Linked DNA regions of Homo sapiens: region 2 is linked to region 1. Evidence: chromatin loops called from intact Hi-C (ENCODE). Cell type or tissue: B cell. All regions are shown on one strand. Each heading gives the region's core, and the rest is flanking DNA. Links, peaks and the distances in the headings are about the cores only. Region 1 has its middle 23 kb from the start of CD1D. Region 2 overlaps CD1A (CD1a molecule).

What was found. Hi-C counts contacts between places; a loop is a spot of excess contacts. Peaks named below come from ENCODE experiments on the same cell type or tissue, not always from the same donor. Only the 100,000 strongest peaks of a DNase experiment are listed, where the experiment ranks them.
Region 2: a loop joins it to region 1, with 2.2 times the contacts of the local background. A loop is called at or near these places in 1 of 110 quality-filtered maps.

What each region holds. Positions count from the first base shown.
Region 1 is chr1:158,198,348-158,209,467 of GRCh38, reverse strand. No RefSeq gene overlaps it. Among named protein-coding and RNA genes, the nearest start is that of CD1D, 23 kb to the right of the region's middle. In B cell, for the core only: CTCF peaks have their summits at 5,270 and 5,471 (motif pointing left); a DNase peak (open chromatin) is centred at 5,497; H3K4me3 peaks cover 830 bases; H3K27ac peaks cover 1,180 bases.
Region 2 is chr1:158,255,056-158,266,175 of GRCh38, reverse strand. CD1A (CD1a molecule) reads right to left here. Exons shown (of 6, transcript NM_001763.3): 2 at 10,826-11,092; 3 at 9,894-10,172; 4 at 9,112-9,390; 5 at 8,665-8,755; 6 at 7,907-8,495. The coding sequence ends at 8,486. Among named protein-coding and RNA genes, the nearest start is that of CD1A, 6.2 kb to the right of the region's middle. In B cell, for the core only: no CTCF peak of the experiment used is centred there; a DNase peak (open chromatin) is centred at 7,427; H3K27ac peaks cover 522 bases.

The sequences.
Region 1 (11,120 bases), core at 3,586-8,585:
GGATAGGGATGAGAAATTCACGTTTCTTTGGATGCATGAGCACAACAATCACTGAAGCCATCATAAAGCCCAATGTCATATTTCCCCTTAATTGAGAGGACAAAATATATATCTCTTTAAAGACTCAAACCACAAGAGTTTAGTATCACATGGCTAAGAAAAAGGAGAATTTAAAAGCTACAGAAAAGATAAAAATAGTTGCTTTTAAAACTAAAGGATTTTTTGGCCACCAATTACTCCTATAAAGTTTATGCAGAATTCTGCTTACAGCCATGATGAACTAATTAGACCTGGACTTAACTTCCCACTATAAACAACTAGGAAATGGCAAAAAATATGAAACAACTGGTTTCAGATATTAACCATGATCCATTAGCGAATAGAAACAAACAAAATCAGCCATGTGACAGCTGTAGTTCAATGCACAGATGCACTTTCCAGACTACTATGTTGGAGGACAAAGAGTCTCAAAGAGAGCATGACATGCATGCTGAGTTAAGGAGATAGAGAGGGAGTTTGGGGAGGCTGTGGTGGCTGTCATTTGTAAAACAATGTACTAGAAAAGGGGCACTTAGGTACACAAAGACTGCATAGGACTTCCCTTGAGTCTGTTGACAAATACAAAGCTGTCCACACATACTACAAAATTTCACAAGGCATGGCAAAGAATGACTAAGGTTTCATGAGCTGTAAAATCAAAATCCCCTGAACTCACACAGAGTAGGAAAATTTTTGAATTCTGAATAATTAGAATGGGGAGTCTTAGTGGAATAGCCAGGGCATTCAATAATAACTCCAAGATCATAATGACTTGTAATATGATGACATAGCCTCAAAATAGACTATTTTACACCTACCCTAATAAAGCTTCAAAACAAGCCTTGTAAAGCTCAATCTGATCCTTAAATAATTTAACAGCATGCCATAACAAAGTCCAACACTTTAAAATAAGAAAACAAAATCTTGAGCTTAACAACACAAAATTCATAATGTTTAGCATCAAATCTCAAATTGCTAGACATTACAACCAACCAGAAAACCATTAACAAAATGGCAGCAATAAGTCTTAACCTACCAATAATAACTTTGAATGTAAGTAGATCCAATTTCCCATTTAAAACATATAGACTGGCTTAGTGGATTAAAAAAAAAAAAAACTACCCAACAATATGTTTCCTAGAAGGGATTTGCTTCACCTTAAAGGACACTTATAGACTGAAAGTAAAGGGATGAAAAAAGATATTCCATGCAAATGGAAATCACAGGACAGCATAAGTAGCTATACTTATTTTGGCCAAAATAGACCTTAGGTAACAAAAAAACTATGAAGAGAGACAAAGAAGGTCATTATAGAGTGATAAAGGGATTGATTCACCTTAAGGATATAACAATTGTAAATATATATGCACCCAACATTGGAGCAACTAAATGTGTAAAGCAAACATTAATAGATTTAAAAGGAGACACAGACTGCAACACAATAGTAGTGGAAGATTTCAATAACCCACTTTCAACAATAGCCATACCATCCAGACATAAAACAATAATAAGGAAACACTGGACTTGAACTACACTTTAGACCAAATAGACCTAGCAGAAATATATAGAACATTCCCCCCAACAGCAACGAAATACATATTATTTTCAAATACATATAGAAAATTCTCCAGAATAGATTATATGCCAGGCCACAAAAGAAGTCTTAATAAATTTAAGAAGATTGAAATTATAACAATTATCTTTTTGGCTACAACAGAATAAAACTAGAAAGCAATAACAGAATAAATTATGGAAAATTAACAAATATGTGGAAATTAAACCTTATGCTCTGGAATAACTATTGGGTCAAAGAAGAAATTAAGAAGAAAATTTAAAAATATCTTGAGGCGGCCGGGCGCGGTGGCTCACGCCTGTAATCCCAGCACTTTGGGAGGCCGAGGCGGGCGGATCACGAGGTCAGGAGATCGAGACCATCCTGGCTAACACGGTGAAACCCCGTCTCTACTAAAAATACAAAAAAAAATTAGCTGGGCGTGGTAGCGGGCGCCTGTAGTCCCAGCTACTTGGGAGGCTGAGGCAGGAGAATGGCGTGAACCCGGGAGGCGGAGCTTGCAGTGAGCCAAGACAGCGCCACTGCAGTCCAGCCTGGGTGAAAGAGCGAGACTCCGTCTCAAAAAAAAAAAATAAAATAAAAATAAAAATAAAAATATCTTGAGGCAAATGAAAATGGCAACATAACATACCAAAATGTGTAGGATGCAGCAAAACAGAGTTCTAAGAAGGAGGTTTAAAGGAATAAATTCCTGCATCCAAAAAGAAGAAAGATCTCAAATAAACAACCTAACACTACACCTCAAGGAAACTGGAAAAAGAAGAACAAAATAAGCCCAAAGTTAGCAGAAGGAAAGAATAACAAAAATCAGAGTAACACCTAGAAAAACAATAGATAAGGTCAACTAAACTAAGAGTTGGTTTTTTGGAAAGCTAAACAAAATTGACAAACCCTTAGCTATACTAAGCAAAAAAAAAAAAACAAAAACAAAAAAAAAAGAGCAAGAAAGAAGACTCAAATAAATAAAATAAAAAATGAAACAGGAGGCCGGGCGTGGTGGTTCACACCTGGAATCCCAGCACTTTGGGAGGCAGAGGCAGGCGGATCACTTGAGGGCAAGAGTTTGAGACCAGCCTGGCCAACATGGAAAAACCTGGTCTCTACTAATAATACAAAAATTAGCTGGGCGTGGTGGCAGGTGTCTGTAATTCCAGCTACTCAGAAGGCTGAGGCAGGAGAATCACTTGAACCTGGGAGGCAGAAGTTATAGTGAGCTGAGATTGTGTCACTATGCTTCAGCCTGGGCAACAGAGCAAGACTCCATCTAAAAAAAAAAAAGAGGCCGAGCACGGTGGCTCACGCCTGTAATCCAAGCACTTTGGGAGGCCAAGGCGGGTGGATCACCTGAGGTCAGGAGTTCAAGAACCAGCCTGTCCAACATGGTGAAACCCCAACTCTACTGAAAATACAAAAATTAGCTGGGTGAGGAGGCGGGTGTATGTAATCCCAGCTACTTGGGGAGGCTGAGGCAGGATAATCGCTTGAACCTGGGAGGCAGAGTTTGCAGTGAGCCGAGATCACACTATTGCACTCCAGCCTGGGCAAAAGAGTGAGACTCAGTTTCACCAAAAAAAAGAGGAGCAATTACAACTGATAAGACAGAAATACAAAGGATCACAAGAGACTGCTATGAACAACTATACGACAAGAAATTAGATGACCTAGAAGAAATAAATTCCTAGAAACTCGTAACCCAATAAGACTTGAATTATGAAGAAATCAGAAATCTGAATAGACCAATAACAAGTAAGATATTGAACAAGTATTAAATGTCTCTTCAAAAAAAAAAAAAAGAAAAAAAAACCCAGGACCGTATGGCTTTGCAGCTGAATTCTTTACCAAACATTAAAGAAGATCTAATACCAATCCTCCATTCCATCATCTGGAGAATAGTAAGAAATGCGAATTCCTGAATTTATCCCTGAACCAAAGAATTAGAAACTCCAGACCCAATGATTTTTAAAAAGCCTTCCAGGTGGTTCTGATGCCCACTTAAGTTGAGAGTCCCTGATAAAGGAGCATATTTCATAACCTTGGAGAAAGAGTAAATAATTTACTCAAGTAAATAACAATTACCATAAAGAAACATGTCAATAAACTATATCCCATTAAGAAGAAAATCTTTTTATCAAAATATAGCTTTAAGAGAGTAAAAGGAAAACTACAGATTGGTAAAGAAAAAATATGTACATAGATATATAATCACAATACATGTATCCAACAAAGAACTAGTACCCACAAAATATAAAGAACTTCAAATAAAGAAAACATAGACACCCCCCACCCCAAAAAAAAAAACCCAAAAACCTAAACAGGCATTTCACAAAAGAATATATCCAAATGGTTTAACTGCATATGAAAACATGTTAAGTTCCATTCATCAACAGGGAAATATGAACTAAAACAACAATTAGATACACTACACTCCCATCAGAGTGGCAAAAGTTAAGAGTTAGTAACACCAAATATTGGCAAGGATGCAGAAAAGATGGAAGGCAAAACTGGTGTAACCATTATGAAAAACTGTTCTCCAGTATCTATTAAATGTAAGCAATATTTCTAACCTATCACCAAGCAATTTTATTTCTATGTTTATTCACAAAAGACATGAGTGTTTATGTTCACAAAAAGACGTGTACAAAAGTATTTAAAGCAACATTATTAAAAATAGCTAAAATCTGGAAACAATTCAAATGACTACCCCAAGTACAATGGATAAATTGTGGTACATTTTACACAATGGAATACTACACCACAATGAAAAAGAGTGAACTACTGCTACATGCCACAACATGGATAAATCTCACAGAAATAATGTTGAATGAAAGAAAGCAAGCTGGGGCAACATGGTGAAACCCCATCTCTACAAAAAATACAAAAATTAGCCAGGTATGGTGGCACCCACCTGTAATCCCAGCTACTCGGGAGGTTGAGGCTAAAGTGAGCCAAGATCACACCACTGCACAGAGCGAGACCCTGTCTCAAAAAAAAAGAAAAGAAAAAAGAAATTACGAAGGCAAACAAAAAATAGTACTGGCCAAGATTCCAGTAATGTGAAGTTCAAAAATAGAACTAATAGATTATTAGTTCTCTTTTAAAGAGCGTTGAATGGGAAAAGGAGCCATGAAGGAGAGTTCTGGGTGCTGAAAATGTTCTTTATCAGGGTAGTAGGTTATGCTTGGGTTTCTTACAGGAAGCCGACTCTAAAACAGGAAAGGAGAGAAAGCCAAAGTAAACTATATTAACGTGGGGAGCTTTATAAATGACTTTACTTTGGGGCATGTTATCAGATACTAAGGCTAATATATTGGAAAGAATAAAACAAGAAAGGAGAGAAAGTCAATAGAGTGGTACTATCAAGCTGGTCGCCACTATGGAAAACTGGATCTGACCTCGCCGGAATCCTCTGATGAGCAATGAAGATCTTGCCTCAGAATTGTCCACCTGAGGGGTATGAAAGGAACACAAAGCCCTGACTCCCATCCCCTAATAGTCACGGATTGCCCATTGGGTCTTAATTCCCCCACACTTTCAGTTTTGAGCATTCATAAATGCTAAGTAGCTTCTCACAGGTGTCCCAACCACATTGTGAATAAAGACTTAGTGCAAAAAAGCAGCGGATATGCAGTGAGCTGAGCTGAGGTTCTGTAACCAAGAGCCTCACCAAGGGCTGGAGGAAAACAAATGGGCTGAGGTGTAAGGCACGGTACAAGAGATGTCTGCTACTGCTATGTTTTAAGGTCAAATGAAGAATATATAGACACAACATAAAAAATCAAATTTTTTTCCATAGGAAAACTTCAATATTCCACAGCCTGTTCAATAACTGTTTAACTTTCAGTGCCACCTAGTGGTGACATTCACAAGCATCATGTTACAGCTCTTTAACGGTTTCAAGGGAAAATCCTCATAATATTGTATGTGGTTCAACGTCACTCCATTATGAGTTGAAAATCCCGTGCCTGATGTAGAACACTCACCTGCAGTAACAGCTGTTCATCTGTTGGGACCCTTATCTTAACTCACCACTTTCAGAAGAGCAGACAAACTCAATTTGGTACTTGTAAGTAAACTATATTGATGTGGGGAGCTTTGTAGATAAGACCTCACTGTATATGGAGAATTTTAGCTGCCTCTGGGCTACTTCCCCCGTATTTTATCTCAAAGTTACCGTCATTGTTAAATGAGATCTCCATATTGCATCTGTAATCTAAAAATCCTAATTTCTCTAGCCTCCTGGAGTCAGTGTTTACTTAAATCTCCAAATTAAAGTATACCAAATGAATTCCATTAAGCCAAGTTAATTATTATAAAACCAAAGTTAAATAATGTTTTTCTCATTTTATCTTTGTTGTATTAAAAGTATATTCATTAGCATCAAGTCTTTTTCATATGAAAAAAATATTCATGGTGAAAAAAAACTAATTGGTGAATCAAATATGAATTTCACCTATACAAAGGGTTTGCATTTGTGAGTTTTCTTTTGTACCCATTATTTCTTAAAAATTCAATTTTTCTAGATTTCCAAATTGATTTCAATGTTTCTATATGACATTTTATCCATTATAATCCATTATAAATCATAGTTTGTGTTGGTTTTGCTGCTATTCATATTTATTTAAAGTTTTAGATAGAGCAAAGGTAGCTTGTTAACACATTAATGCATTTCTAATCAAATTTCCATGATTGTCCTTTGTCCTGAATTGGATTACCATATTGCTAATTTGGTTCTCTTACCAACTTTGCAAATTGTATACTATTTATGCAGGCTAGGGACTGAGTAAAAAGCATAGAATGGAATTAAATGTTCTTTGTTGTATAGACAATGATTATGTCACCTACAAATAAATGTAGTAGACTTATTATTTTCCAGTTTATGACTTTAACTTCTTGCCTTTGCCTAATTAATTCTTAACTAATGAGACTGGGACATCCAGTACAGTGCTGAATAGATATGCAGAGCACAGACATTCTTGCCTTGTTCCCAACATAAGAAAAGTGTACAATATCACCATTAAGTGTTATGTTAGCTATAACTTTTTGTTGTTGCTTTTTGTCAAATTGAGGAAATTCCTTTTTATTTCTAATTTACTAGTAGCTTTTTGTCATAAACAGATGTTGAATGTTTCGAAACTTCTGTTTATCCATTCAAATAAACACATGATTATTTTTCTATAATTCTCTACATTCTCCTATATTTTGAATATAGGAATTATATAGGAACAAAATATAGGAGAATATAGGAATAAAGTATCGGCAAATTATTGAGATTAATTACACTTTAATTTTCAAATATTAAGACAATCTTTCTTTTCTGTGATAAACCCCACATAATCATGATTTAATAATCTTTTATATATTGCTAGATTTTATTAAACTATTTAAAGATGTTTGTGTCTAACTTTATGAGTAATATTATTCTGAATTTTCTTTTCTTGTAATTTGTTTATAAAGTTTCAGTATTAGGAATATGCTATCTTCCTAAAGTAAGATTTTAAGTAAGATTGATATTTTTTCTTCTTTAAATGTTTGATAGAATTCACAAAGCCTTCTGGGTGATGCTTTGTCTTTATAAGAGGGATTTTTAAAACAAAATATGTTAATATTTGTTATTTATTATTTTATTTTTGCTTTATTGTACTTATTATTTACTATTTATTTGTTATTTTAATAACAAATTATCATCATAGAGCTATTCAAATGTTCTTTCTGTCTCACTTTCAGTAAATTGAGTTCATTAAGGATTTTTTTCATTTAAAAGTACATTTTCAAATATATTGGTATAAATTTTTTCATTAAATTTTCAACTTATCTCTTTAATAATAAGATTTGTTATAATATTCTTTTTTATTGTTAATACTGGTAATTTGTTATTTTTCTCTTTTTTCTTGATCATTCTTGCTAGGAAGCTATCAATTTTATTAATCTCAAAACTAAACATTTGGCGTTATTTTCTCTATTGTTTGTTTTGTTTTATTGATTTCTTCTTTATCTTTATTATTATCTCCTATTTATGTTGGGTTTACTTTGCTCTTTTTGTTCTTGCTTTTTAAGGTGGAAGTTAGCTCACTGATATTAAACATTCCTTCTTGTTGTTCTATAACATTAATATTTGAAGCTCTGAAGTTCCTGTTTTCACCACGTTTAAAGTGTCTCACATAATTCGATACGTTGTATCTTTATTATCATTTATTTAAAAATGTTTTCTAATTTCTTTTTTGAATTCTTTACTAATCCATGAAATATTTAGAATTGTGTTGCTTAATTTTTAAATATTTGAGTATTTTTTAGATTTCTTATTGTTATTGATTCTAAATTCAATTCCATTGTGATCAGAGAACATACTCAGTGATTTCAGTTCTTTCATGTTTATTTAGACTTTTTTATGGCTCAGCATGTGGTCTACCATGGTAAATGTCCTATGTGTGCAGGAAAAGAACACATATATTCAGAAGTTATTAGATGTAATGTTCAATAGGTGTATATCAGGCCATATTGATTGGTAGTATTGTTCAAATCTTCTATATCTTTATTGATTTCTGTTCAGTTTATCAGTTGCTGAAAGAAAGTGTGTTAAAAATCTCCAACCATGTTTGTGATTTAATTTTTACTTTGTTTTTATTAATCTATTTATCATTAATTTTGAAATGTTATTATTAAGTGCATTGCCATTTATAATTTTTATTTCTTCTTTGTGAACTGATTAATTTATTTATTATTATAAAGTATTCCACTTATTTACTATTTTCAATTCTTTTCCATCCTTCTTTTATATCTGAGTTTATAACTTGTATTATTTCTCTTCATCTTGACAGACTTCTTTTAGCATTTCTTAGTAGGTCTACAGGCAACAAATTCCCTGCACTTTCATTTTCATTTTCAAAATGTCTTTATTTCACTTTTATTTGTAAAGGATATTTTTGCTGCAAGTAGAATTCTAAGTTGATGGGTTGTTTCTTCTTGCTTGTTTGTTCTTAGTAATTTAAAGATGTGTTTTATTCCCTCTTCTCTGGCTTCCATTTCTAGTAAGAAGTCAATTGCCATTCTTCCCATTGTTCCCCTGGATGTGCTGTCTTTTTTCATGGTTGTTTTTAAAATTATCTTATCATTGGTTTTCAGCAGCTTATCTATGCTGAAAAGTTTCTCTATGCTTTGCTCTGTCAGCAGTTTGACTATGACATGCCATGGCATAGTTTCTTTGTATTTATTCTGTTTGAAATTCACTAGGATTTCTGAACTTATAGATTAATATTTTTCAATTTAGGGAAAATTTGGTCATTATTTCTTAAAAGATTATTTCTGCCCGAGTCTAATTATTATTTTAAAAAGTTGTAGACACTGTATAGATTTATAAATATTTCAGTATTTTTTCTCTATGTCTTATTTTGGATGATTTCTATTGACCTTTCTTCAAGACAATTGACTCTTCCTTCTGCATTGCTTGTTCTACTGTTAAGGCCACCAGGTATGTTTTTGTTTTTCAGAATTCATTCTATGAGTTTCTTTTCTAATTTTTATTTATTTTACAAGATTCTTCATATATTCATCCATTCATTTTATCTTATAATTTCCCAAATATATTTATAATACTAGTTTTTAAAATCCTTTTCTGTCAGTTCCAATGTCTGGGTTATCTGTGAATTTGTTGCTTTTGATTTGTTGATTTTCTTATGGGTCCCTTTTTTTTACATCTGTGGTCATGTTTTATGTCATACTGAACACAGTATTTACATCTGTGGTCATGTTTTATGGTATACTGAACGTAGTACATGGATAACAGTGAAGACTGACTTACGCAACTCTTTTGCTTTGTTTTTATTTCCGGGCATGCGCAATCTCTTCTATGTGTGGCTGCCAAAGTAGGAAAGTGATTATTCATATTTCACTGAGTATCGGGTTAATCTTGAACTAAGCAGCAATTTTTAAGATTGAATTCATCACTGGTTAGGCTTTCCTCCTGATGCCACAGCTGATTCTACCAAAGCCTAATTTCTTTTTTCTTTCTTTTTTTTTTTTTTAGACGGAGTTTCGCTCTTATTGCCCAGACTAGAGTGCGATGGTGCGATCTCGGCTCACTACAACCTCCGCCTCCCAGGTTCAAGTGATTCTCCTGCCTCAGCCTCCTGAATATCTGGGATTACAGGTGCCCGCTACCATGCCCGGGTAATTTTTGTATTTTTTAGTAGAGATGGGGTTTCACCATATTGGTGAGGCTGGTCTCGAACTCCTGACCTTGTTATCCGCCCGCCTCGCCTCCCTAAGTGCTGGGATTACAGGCATGAGCCACTGCGCCCGGCCTCCAAAGCCTAATGTCTTTGATCTTATCAATGTTCAATCCTGGAGCCTAGTGTGTCTTGGACCTGCGTTTTACCTTTTGAATCAGTAGGAGCAGAACTCTGTTCCCAGGCACCACAAGAATACGTAAGACTAGAAAGTTGTTTCTGCTTTTTTCCTTTTTTTTTTTTTTTTTTTTTTGAGACGGAGTCTCGCTCTGTCACCCAGGCTGGAGTGTGCAGTGGCGCGGTGCGGGCTCACTGCAAGCTCCGGCTCCCGGGTTCACGCCGTTCTCCTGCCTCAGCCTCCCCAGTAGCTGGGACTACAGGCGCCCGCCACCACGCCTGGCTAATTTTTTTTTTTTTTTTTTTTTTTTTTGTATTTTTAGTAGAGATGGGGTTTCACCGTGTTAGCCAGGATGGTCTTGATCTCTTGACCTCGTGATCCGCCCGCCTCTGCCTCCCAAAATGCTGGGATTACAGGCGTGAGCCACCGCGCCCGGCCTGTTTCTGCTTTTTAGCCTCACCCTATTCTCAGTAAAATGGGAATGGGACGCCAGAAAGCATTTCTGAGTTAAGTATATTATTGCTGCATTTGGGAGTCTTCTAGACTCCAGTGTCCCTGCCTGGCCACCAAAGTGCCAACAGCTCATCTATCTCAGTCTTTGGCAGGCTTTCTTCTCCGCCTTTGCCTCCACAAACTGCCACTGCTTAACGGTCACTCACAAAGGGCTCCCCTCTCTGAAAATTAGTCCTTCTGGACTTTTCTTGCAACTACCATTCTTCAGTAGTTTCATAAATGAGTAAGAGTTTTATAACATCTGAGGGGTGGGGGTTTTTTTATGTTACCATAGGAGCAAATGTGTTCCACATCCTTTCACACGCTACACAGAAAATTGTATGTTGTGTTTAAATCATAGCCAAATTGCAAAGAAAATTATGGTTTCTTTATTTTGTTCATAACTGATCTAATCTTTCTCATAATTATCTCCTTCTAGGTTGAAAGGATTATAAAATGTAATTATGTTTAAAATTCCATGTGATCTAAAATTCCATCATTCTATCATGAGCCCAGGAGCTCCTGCTACATAAAACATATGCTAATCAATAAATGTGATACATCACATCAACAGAATAAAAAACAAAAAAAACCATATGATCATCTCCATAGATGCAGAAAAAGCATTTGATAAAATTCAATATCCCTTCATAATAAATACTGGCAACAAATTAGG
Region 2 (11,120 bases), core at 5,117-10,116, 55 kb before region 1:
GGTGGGACATCTGTTAACAGCTTATCAACATGTGAAGATACTGGTACTTGGTAGCCTCTTAAGGAAAATTTGCCTCCAAATTTTAAGCAGGAAAGTTACTGGAACAACTTTAAAAAATAATTACAATACATGGCTTTTTAGATTTTCAGTACATATATTAAGAATTGAAATATCTGTGTACTGACCCTCAACACAACCAATAAAATCTCAATTATAAAAGAAAAAAAGTGGTACTATTTGATGTGTACAACTCTAATTGCAATACAGGTATTGTACTGTATGCTTCGTGTATTGATGCATTGCATTCAGCACTTTCTTGAAGACCTTCGCAACAGTCTGGTCTGTTGTTTCTACACATGTATACTTAATCAACAAACATCTCCAAATTCATATATGGGTGTATATCTCATATATGTTATATATACCCATTTTATTGTTAGAATTCCAAATAGTTTTCTTAATTGTCTACGCATTAATTTTTCTCAGTGTGTAGTTTGTTGAAGAGAAATTCTTAATTTTACAAAGTAAAATTCAACTATTTTTTTTTGGGACAGAGTCTCACTTCTGTCACCCAGGCTGGAGTGCAGTGGTGCAATCTTGGCTCACCACAACCTCCATCTCCTGGGTTCAAGCTATTCTCCTGCCTCAGCCTCCTGAGTAGCTGGGATTACTGTAATCCCACCCCCAGCTAATTTTTGTATTTTTAGAAGAGACAGGGTTTTGCCATGTTGTCCAGTCTGGACTGGAACTCCTGACCTCAGGTGATCCAGCCACCTTGGCCTCCCAAAGTGCTGGGATTACAGGCATGAGCCACTGCACCCAGCCCCAGTCCAAATTTTAAATGGCTGCTGTCCTCTGCCAATTTTTGGAAGCTTGACAAAGACAGCTTAGGAATTTTAGATAAATAGAGCAAATGATAAGCCTTTGGAAATGCATAGGAAACAAAATGACTATTCATAGAACCAAATACAAGCCTTACAGTAGAAACTAAAAAACACCAATTGTTTTATATGTATGTAAATATAAGTAAAACCCAAAGGAGAACAAACAGCAAATAAATGAAAATTAAAAGCAAAACCAACAGGAAAATAACTCCCAAATTTTCTCTTACTTAGTTTACCTTGGAGTCTACAGTGTTATCCAGGGCCTAAAAAAATATGATATTCTGTTTCTGATATACTAATTAATGTGTTTAAGTCCACCAGTACCACTCTACATTTTGTGCAATTAAGAAATTCACTTTAGGCATGTAACCAATAAGTACCTTAGTGCTAGTACTTTCTATGTAGAATAACAAATACAGTGTGAAACAAAGCAATGCAAGCATTTATGTAAAATTTGACTCCATGTTAAATCTGGCTTCAGGCTTAACTATATTTAAAAAGAATTATCAAACTGCCAATGTATTTATTTATAATAATTCTTATTGTACCTTCATCAAGACTAAGAGCTTTAACGGTGAACAATGTTAATTAGTCAAATGTCTCCAATTTTCTATCAGTTTTTAAAGGATATTTACTATATAAACTTTTCAACTTTTTATTTTCTGTTTATGTACATGAAGATAAACACACAGAGAAACAGAAAGAAAACAACATATGACTTCAACAAGGCATCTGTGTCATGCTTGAACTTTCTGTTTTGTCCTAAATTTTTTTTAAAAAATTCATTTATTTTTAGGAAAAAAAAAATGCTGTCAGATTGTTTTCTCAGGGGACACACATACACTGTTGGTGGGAGTGTAAATTAGTTCAACCATTGTGGAAAGAAGTATGGTGATTCCTCCAACAGCTGAAAACAGAAATATCCATTCAACCCAGCAATCCATTACTAGGTATATACCCAGAGAAATATAAATCATTCTACCGTAAAGACACATGCACACAAATGTTCACTGAAGCACTATTCACAATAGCAAACATGGATTCAACCTAAATGCCCATCAACGACAGATTAGATAAAGGAAATGTAGTACCTATGCACCATGTAATACTATGCAGCCATAAAAAAGAATGAGATCATATCTTTTGTGGGAACATGGAAGGAGCTGGAGGCCGTTATCTTTAGCAAACTGATGCAAGAACAGAAAACAAAATACCACATATTCTTACTTTTAAGTGGGAACTAAATGATTAGAGTTCATGAGCACCAAGAAGAAAACAACACGCAACACGCACTGGGGCCTCCTTGAGGATGGAGGATGAGAGGAGGGAGAGGAGCAGAAAAAAATAACTATTGGGTACTAAGCTTAGTACCTGGGTGATGACATAATCTGTACAACAAACTTCCACAACATGAGTTTACTATATAAAAAACCTGCACACGTACCCCAAACCTAAAATAAAAGTCTAAAAGAAAAGATACTTGTATAAAATTATCCTCTTTTCTTTTTAACCTTTCTTGCCAAAAATACATCTTTATGTTCTTAACTTTCTTCACATCTCTCTTCCCTACTTGCTGGTTCCTTTCTACCTTATTTCATAAATAAGTTTTTCGAGTCCATAATTGGGATCAAACTTTAGAAAACATTTGAATTAGACAAAATTATTCCATTTCTCAATAAGAAAACACCTTCTTTGGCAGGTTTTATATACTAAATTATATATTAACTACAATTCTTATTCTTAGTAACCTTAAATTTTAGTGAAAACTAGGAAGCAAGAAATCTTTAACTGTCTATCAAATATTTGCATTTTATAGATGAAAACATTCCACAATTTATAAAAACATGTTTCTCCATATCATAACCCTTTCTTAACTGGAAATGAGCCAGACATCCAAGAAGCATCAAAAATAATTTTAAGATTTTAAATTACACAAAAAGCTCACCTACAAGCATGTATCCCATTTACATGTATTCAATTCTTTCATCTTTTTAAACAATTTATAGGTCAGGCGCAGTGGCTCACGCCTGTAATCCCAGCACTTTGGGAGACCGAGGCAGGCGGATCACGAGGTCAGGAGATCAAGACCATCCTGGCTAACACGGTGAAACCCCGTCCCTACTAAAAATACAAAAAATTAGCCGGGCCTGGTGGCGGGCGCCTGTAGTCCCAGCTACTCGGGAGGCTGAGGCAGGAGAATGGCGCGAACCCGGGAGGCAGAGCTTGCAGTGAGCCGAGATCGCGCCACTGGACTCCAACCTGGGCGACAGAGCGAGACTCCGTCTCAAAAAAAGAAAAAAAAAAATTTATATAAGTGGGTTCTGAAAACTGAGATATTAGACAAAGGTAGTCGTCATTTCAGGTTATTGCTCTGTTGACCATTATTTGTAGCCTATGAATATTAGGTGCTCACCTAAGTAAGCAACTTAAATACATAGGTATTTTTGCCAATAACTTAGAAGATTCAACTGTTTTTATTAAACTAACAACATTTACTTAGTCTTATTTGCCAAAGAAGGCACACAAACAAAGATCATTTTGTTTTGGCTGGGTTTATACTTTTATAACCCTCTGTGCCAAACACTGACACCTCAAAGTATCTAGCAAAGACAATTATAAAACCCAGACGAAAATGTATTCTAACACTGTTAAGACATTCTTATTTTTTTATTACTAATGACTTTAAAGCCAGCTTTTTAAATAAACATTTACTTAAGTCACATAAAATTGAAAATTCCTTAGATTTATTTATTTAGTGTATAAGATGCTCTTTTATTTATAAGCCAATTTGGTAGACACAACATACAACATAATAAATGTACATACACATAAACACATATAAACATGTATACACATACACACACAAAGATCCAATAGCTTTTACCTTGGAACTCTAGCCATGAGATAGCAATACCAAACCACTGGTTTAGGAACATGTTCACATGGCTCAAGTTTGTTTGCCCCAATATGTAATCCAATGAAAGCTTTGAACCAAAATTTGGGTAAAGCAGTTTCCATGGCCGTTTGATTATTAAAGGCTAAATTTCCCCAGGCTCCAAAGACCACTAGGGCCAAACAGCACTATAGAAGAACATCATGTACTAACCAGGTCCAACCCTGCTTAGAACAGCAGCCTAAAAGCTTAGATACATGTAACACCATAACACCGTTCCACTGTCTCACTCAACAGCATGACCCATGGAGAAGCCAAACTTCTCCAGATTCCAAAGAACACTGAAGCCAAACAGTGCTACAAAATATTATCAGTTTATCAAATTCTGATTTCCTGTGACTATATTAACACACACAAATAAACAAGCAATCACTAAAACACTGTCCAATTGCTGCAGCAACCAACGAGTTCCAATATCAATCAGTTGGGCTTGTTCAACCTGCAAATGGAAATTCCTCCAGAATTCCCCAAATTGAGAGGAGAAGATCCCACTGTCTGGTACCCACAAAAGACATTCACCCATCCAGACTCAGATGACACATTTCAAAGGCTGCTCTTCCTAGGCAATCAGAAACACAGCTGGGGCTGGCAGAGGTAGGGCCAGAGAAAGAAAAACCAACACCCACCTGTAGCCAAAAAAGTGTTGGGCAGCTGCTTAGGAGGACTTTTGAGACTCTCCCTGCCCACAGCAGCCAAGTTACTAGCAATACATTCCCAGCCAGGGAACTAAACCTTGTCAAAAACAACTAAAACCTACCAATCTACCGCATCTGGACAACGAGATGCCAGACTCCTCACCCATCATGATTGCTTAAGCAACCACCTGCTTGCTGTTGACCAATTCTTCTTCCTTACCTCTCCCTAATTCCTATTTTGCCACACAGGGTTCTGTTTCTTCCCTGCCCTATAAATCCCTAATTTTAGTCAATCAAGGAAATGGATTTGAGATTGATTTCCTATCTCCTCGGCTGCAGCAGTCAATTAAAGGCAATACTCATTGCCTCGGTAACTGGTTTTTATGTGGCAAGCAGCAGGCCGTAGACCAAACTCCTGGCATTTTAATAACACTAGGTTGCCTTTGCATTCCTATGAAAATCCTAAGAGTATATATTTTTGCCTCCATTTAACCAAAGAAAAGAAGGAAGATCAGGGAACCTTTCCAAAGTCACTCACTTAGCAGCAGATGCAGCACTTTTATTCCTGGTCAGAAATATATGAAAAGTTCAAGAGAGTAATTAATTCAGGCAGCATAGTTAAAAACAGGACAGTGTAAGAGTTTAAAAAGATAAGCACACATATAAGAAAAAAACTACAGGTCAGGTATTCCTAATGTGAAAATCTGAAATGCAAAATGCTCCAGAATTTAAAACATTTTGAGCACTGACACGATGCTGAAAGAAAATGCTCGTTGGAGCATTTCAAGTTTCAGATTTCCAGATTAGGGATGCTCGGCTGGTGGGTGTATGGAAATGTTCTAAAGCCCCCCCAAAAATCTGAAATCTGAAACACCTGTGATTCCAAGCATTTCAGATAAAGAATACTCAACCTGCGAAAGAAAAGAAATCAATTTTAAAGTATAGCCAATCCCAAGAAGGGAGGAGGAGGAAGATGGAAATAAAGAGGAATACTTCAACCAAGAGTAAAATCAGCTAAGTGTCCCCTAGGGTCCATGTACATCAGATAGGATGCTTTCAAGCACAAACAGGAGAAAACCCAACTTGATAGGCTGAAACAGTAAAGGAAATGTATCATCTAACATCACTGAGAAGTCCAGGGTTCATTCAGGCTTTGGATACAGTTTAATCTGGACTCTTCTGAGAGTCCGTTGCCTCTACTTTCTTGCCTGTGTGATTTCTCTGGTGCTGAAAAAAAAATGACTTGAGCTGTTTCAAGCTCTATACCTCACACCATACCATCCAGGACAAGAGAGAGCCTCTCTTTTCCCTATTGTCAAACACAAGAATCAGGCGTCATGTAAACAGTGTCATTTTAGAACAAGTACATAGCCCTGAACCACCACTCTGAGCAAGGGTAAGTGGGATCTATATGATGATTGGCTTAAATCTCAGGTTACCTTCCATCCTTTAGCCTATCACATTGTAAAGAATGAGTTATCATGATTGCCTTAGGCTGACCACTAGAGCTGAAGGTGGTATCAACCAACCAAAAGCCAGATGACTACTATGCAAATGTGGCAAGGTGGATTCAAACCCAAATGGGTTGGAACCAATCATGTCAAACACAGGTAAAAAGACTGCAGCTGTCCCATTCTTTGCTCTCCTCTATCCCATATTTTTCTTTTCCCCTTCACCCATTACAAGTTCAGTTTCCAAAAATTTCCATATACGCAGCCACTGCCAACTGCACCTGGTCTGCCTGGATGTTTCCCTTGCCTTGGGCCCCTCTTCTCAGTATCCTAAACAAATTAGAGCTAAGTCCTTTTCCCCAAGTTCAACTCTAATAAGTTACTATACTAGAAAACTGAGAAATAAACAACAAGAAATGAAAGTGGCAACCTGCAGAATCATAAGAAATATTTGTTGAATTCATGAATCCTAAAGTAATTGAAGTCTAGCTATGGATATCTTGACAAATACTACCATCTACCATCTGGGGTCAATAGTCAATCCTCATCATTCAAAAATGTTATATTTGCTAATTTGTCTACTTGCCAAATTTTATTTGTAACCCCTAGATATATATTCATAGCATATTCACAATCATTCATGAATATATGCAGTGAGGTACAAAATTTGAGTCCCCCAAAGAACATGTTCCTAACTAAGGTCGAAAAAGGTGGTGCTTTGTCTTCATGTTCCAGCTCTCACACAGTAAACAAGTGTCCTTTTTGTAGTCTATATAGTGCCAACTTCTGCACATTTTTGGGTTTTTGGTTGGTGATTTCACAATCTTAAATGGTCCCAAGTGTAGTGCTTAAGTGCTGTCGCATTTTCCTAAGCATAAGAAAGCTGTGACATGCCTTACAGAGATAAATAAATAAATAAATAAAAATAATAAATAAATAAATAAATAAAATAAATAAATAAATAAAAATAAATCAACAGTGCAGTACATGCAGGAAAAGGGGGAGGAAATTCACCCATCTGTAGGTGAGGCTGCTTGGGAAAGTAACATCTATAATGCTATGCTGAAGCTATGGGAAAATAGCTACATTTGTGGATTCATGAAATGACAACCATTTTTTTTAAGTGTAGTGGACAGCAATGTTGTGAAGCTGAAAACCAAAGAAATTTGTGATCATGTTAACCAAGGTCAGGAATATATTAAACACTTCGTAGATAGTGTTTTATTATAAAGAAATACTGCATATAATGAATTAATTATATATACATATATAAAATAAGATGTTTTTAAACAGAAACACACATAAAACCAGCTTATGTATTCACCAGTTGACAAAAATGTTGTGAAAAATCTCACAAGAGCCTAACACCTGTATTTCCCCTGGGAACAATGGCTCATTGCTCACAAATTCAGTATTTGCAGCAACTGCACACAACATAACTGCCATGAATAATGAGAAGGTGCAGTAGGTACATTACTTGCCTTGATCTCACTTCAATCTTCAGGAGTAACACTCTTGTTCCCTTTTTTGATCATTTTCAATTCAGTGACACACTTGTACTACATCTCAGGCATCACCAGCATCAGTGCCTCACAAATTTTAATGGACATGTGAGTATCCTGCTGATTTTCCAAAACACAAATTATAATTCAGTAAACCTAAGGTGAGGCCCACATTCTACCTTTCTAACAAGCTCCAATGTGAGAACTCTGCTGCTTTTCCCTGAACCACTGAATAGTAAAGATATACATCCTGCCTTGCATACCTGGAACAATAATTTAACTCGAAGAGCTCTCTATAGTTGAATGATAGGAGTAGTAAGAGGCAAAATTGTGTTTCTCCTCTGGAGCTCAGAGAACAAACTATAGAACTAGGAATGTGTAAAATTTCCTCCAAGTGAGAAGACTTTTAAGCAGAAGAGTATCAAATGTCTCAACTACTTCAAAAGCACCAGGAAGGAAAAGAATAAGAAAACACTACAAATTTGGCATAAATTCAACACAGAGTTTTATTGAGAACATGTTTCATGCAGGCAAGATCCTTCACCAGGGATGCATATATTAAAAATACATGTACTTTGCATTGAAGGAGCTGAAAAATTAGAAGGAAAGGGGGGATCTAAATAACTGCAATGAAGAAGAGGAAGTGAGGAGCACAGTTAGCAAAGTACGGCTAAAATGTGGCGGGAGTTCAGACCAGGAAGAGACTGCTTCCCACTTGTAAGTCAGGGAAGGCCCTCTGGAGTAAGGGATATCTAAAACAGGCCTGATGATCCATTAATAGTTGAACATGTGGAGGTTGCTAGGACCCCATTCCATCTGGAGATAAAATTTGAATTTAAAAGTCCCAGAACCCAGGTCAGAACAACAAATCCTGCAAAATTAAATTGAGCTTATATTGACAAACAATCATTAATCAGAAACAAGCAAAAATAACAAAATTTTTACAAAGAGAGTTGAGAGGACGTCATCATCACGATGTGTTCAGGTGTGTCTGGAGCCCTTGGGCTGCTGGTCTCTCACCCCAAAAGGAGAAGGGTGACGAGGAGGCTCATGGTGTGTCTTAACAGAAACTGGATGAGAACAGAGATAGAAGTCACTCTGAATAAGGTGGAGCTGAGAATTGAGGAGCAAGAGGGAAGGGGACTGGGGAGAGAAGAACTGAGGAGAGAAAAACAAAAAACATGGGAAGAAAAGTGGGGTAGAGGCTAAGAGTAGGAAAGACACATGCAAAGAACTCACCAGCGTTTCCTGAACCAAAGCGCAAGACCTATCAGAAGAAGTAAAGGCACTATCACCGCCAAGATGATGAAGCCCACGGAACTGTGATGCTCTGTGAATTTGGGGAGACACCAAGGATGTTATAATCCATCCCATTTTACCTCATCCACTCCCTATTTCACTGCATTCCCTGGGCTTCTTTTTTTCATTTGAGTATCCAACTTACCAATCTCCTTTTTTTCTATGTTTTTCTCTCATCCCTGCTCAGAGATGGATTCTTCAGTTAACCCTCAGCATCCTCCTGCATCTACAGGGCCCTCATTTTCAACATTTCCATTTCTTAGATTATCTATTTTTATTCATGTTTGGGCTATAATCCCTAAAATCCTAAAATTTTCAGCTTGCCCTCCCTCTATGCCTGAGGTCCACTTCCTGGCATTTCCAGCCTGGGCCTTAGCTTTTTCTCACCCCAGTAGAGGACGATGTCCTGGCCCTCTAGACTGCTGTGCTTCACCCGACAGGACAGGTCAGCTGCCTCCCCAGCGGCCACCTCCAGGGTTGCGCGGAGATACCATGTCCCATCAGCACTGGGCAAGATGTCCCCTCGCTGAGTGCCCTGCTGCTCCTGCTCACCCCGCATCCACATCACCCACACGGGCTTTGGGTAGAATCCTGAGACATGGCACACAAGCTGCAGATGGCCAGGGCCAGGACTGGGGCCATGGGACAGCCAGGCCTCGGGCTTCACTGCAAAGGACAGAAAAGATATTCAAATACAGACTTGGAGTTTCATATCTCCACAACAGTTTAGAAGTTTAGATAGACACATTGTTCCCATTTCTCTTTTTTTTTTTTTTGAGACAGGGTCTCACTCTGTCACTATGCTGCAATGCAGTGGCATAATTATAAATTATAGCTCACTGTAACCTCAAACTGTTAGGCTCAAGCGATCCTCCTGCCTCAGCCTCTTAAGTAACTGGGACTACAGGTGTGTACCACCATGACTGGCTAACTTATTTTTATTTTTTAGAGACACTGGTCTCACTCTGTTGCTCAGGCTGGTCTGGGACTCCTGCCCTTAAGAAGTCCTCCAGCCTCAGCTTCCCAAAGTACTGGGATTACAGATGTGAGGCACTGCACCCAGCCTTTCCCACTTCTGGGTGGCTCTTCCTTATTCTAAATTGGAAGGAGGTGGTGGAAGGGTATGATTTTCAAATCAAAACTTCTTGGAGGGAGAGTGCAGGACTGACCTTGCCGCTGGAGATGTGCCTTTCCTGCATCAAGAAGACCCAAGATGAAACGTGGGCAGGTGTCACTGAGAAGATTGTGTGTTATGTCATTTTCATGCTGATTCTGATTGAGCACTTTGCAGAAATGCTTGGCCATATTCCCAGCCACTGGATATGGCAACCATGAATTGTTCTGGAAGCTCACAAAGTCTGATCCTTGATAAGCTAACTGCAAGAAGCTTCCTGAGACCTTTCCAGAGTGCAGCTCACAGCCTCCTGTCACCTGTATCTCAAAAGGATCTGGGGTTATGAAATAGAGGAAAGAGGGAGAAAAAAATATAAAATGAAATGAGTAGAAGCAAAGATTATAGAAGCAGAAGGGGGAAGTGTGCAGGGTTTGACATAATGGAATAAAATTTGGTTTGGTCAGGGATTCAGAGAAAGAGGAATTGGTGGGAGCTGTAGGTGGAGGAAAAGATTAATAACATGAGGAAGAGGGCAAACTGGTCAAAGAAGGTGATGTGAATGCTGTGGGTGAGCAAGGACCTGGTGTAAGAGAACTGGGATTATAACAACTTAGGTTGAATTAAATGCAATGGGTTACAATTGAGTATATATAGAGAGACTGCTGAAGAGAATGAATGAGAAAGTGAGAAAGCTGAAGGTATCTGGTTGTAGGGCAGGCAGAAGGGTGGTCCTGGGATACCTGTAAGAAAAGATAATAATGCACAACCCTGCAATCAATGAGAGAGGAGTTCATAAGTAGCAGAAGTGTTTGGAGAATTAAGGTCTGGATGATAGCCCTTGCCCAAAAGTATGCAATTGCAGTTTTATGGTGGAAAGAATAGAATAAGATACAGAAGAGAGTCAGGCTGTTTCCTAAAGGAATAAGAAACATTGAGACAACCCCTCTCTCCCACCTCACCACTCTCCATGGAGAAAACTGAACTCACATTCAAACTGCAATTCATGGGCGTATCTACGAATTCCCTCAAATGACCGAATGGTGCGTATACGGAATAATGTTTCCAGTTCCTTCCACTCCTCATTGCTGAAGTTTCCCCTGGACCAGGGGCACAGGAAAACGATGGTGCTGGAATTGCTGTCCCAGGTATGAGTCTGCAAATCACTCAGCCAACCTGAGACCAGATTTTGTTTCCAGGAATGGTTGTAAAAGGATGCGATCCAGGTGACATGGAAGGAGAGAGGCTCCTTGAGCCCTGCGACAAAAGAACAGATAGAATGGGG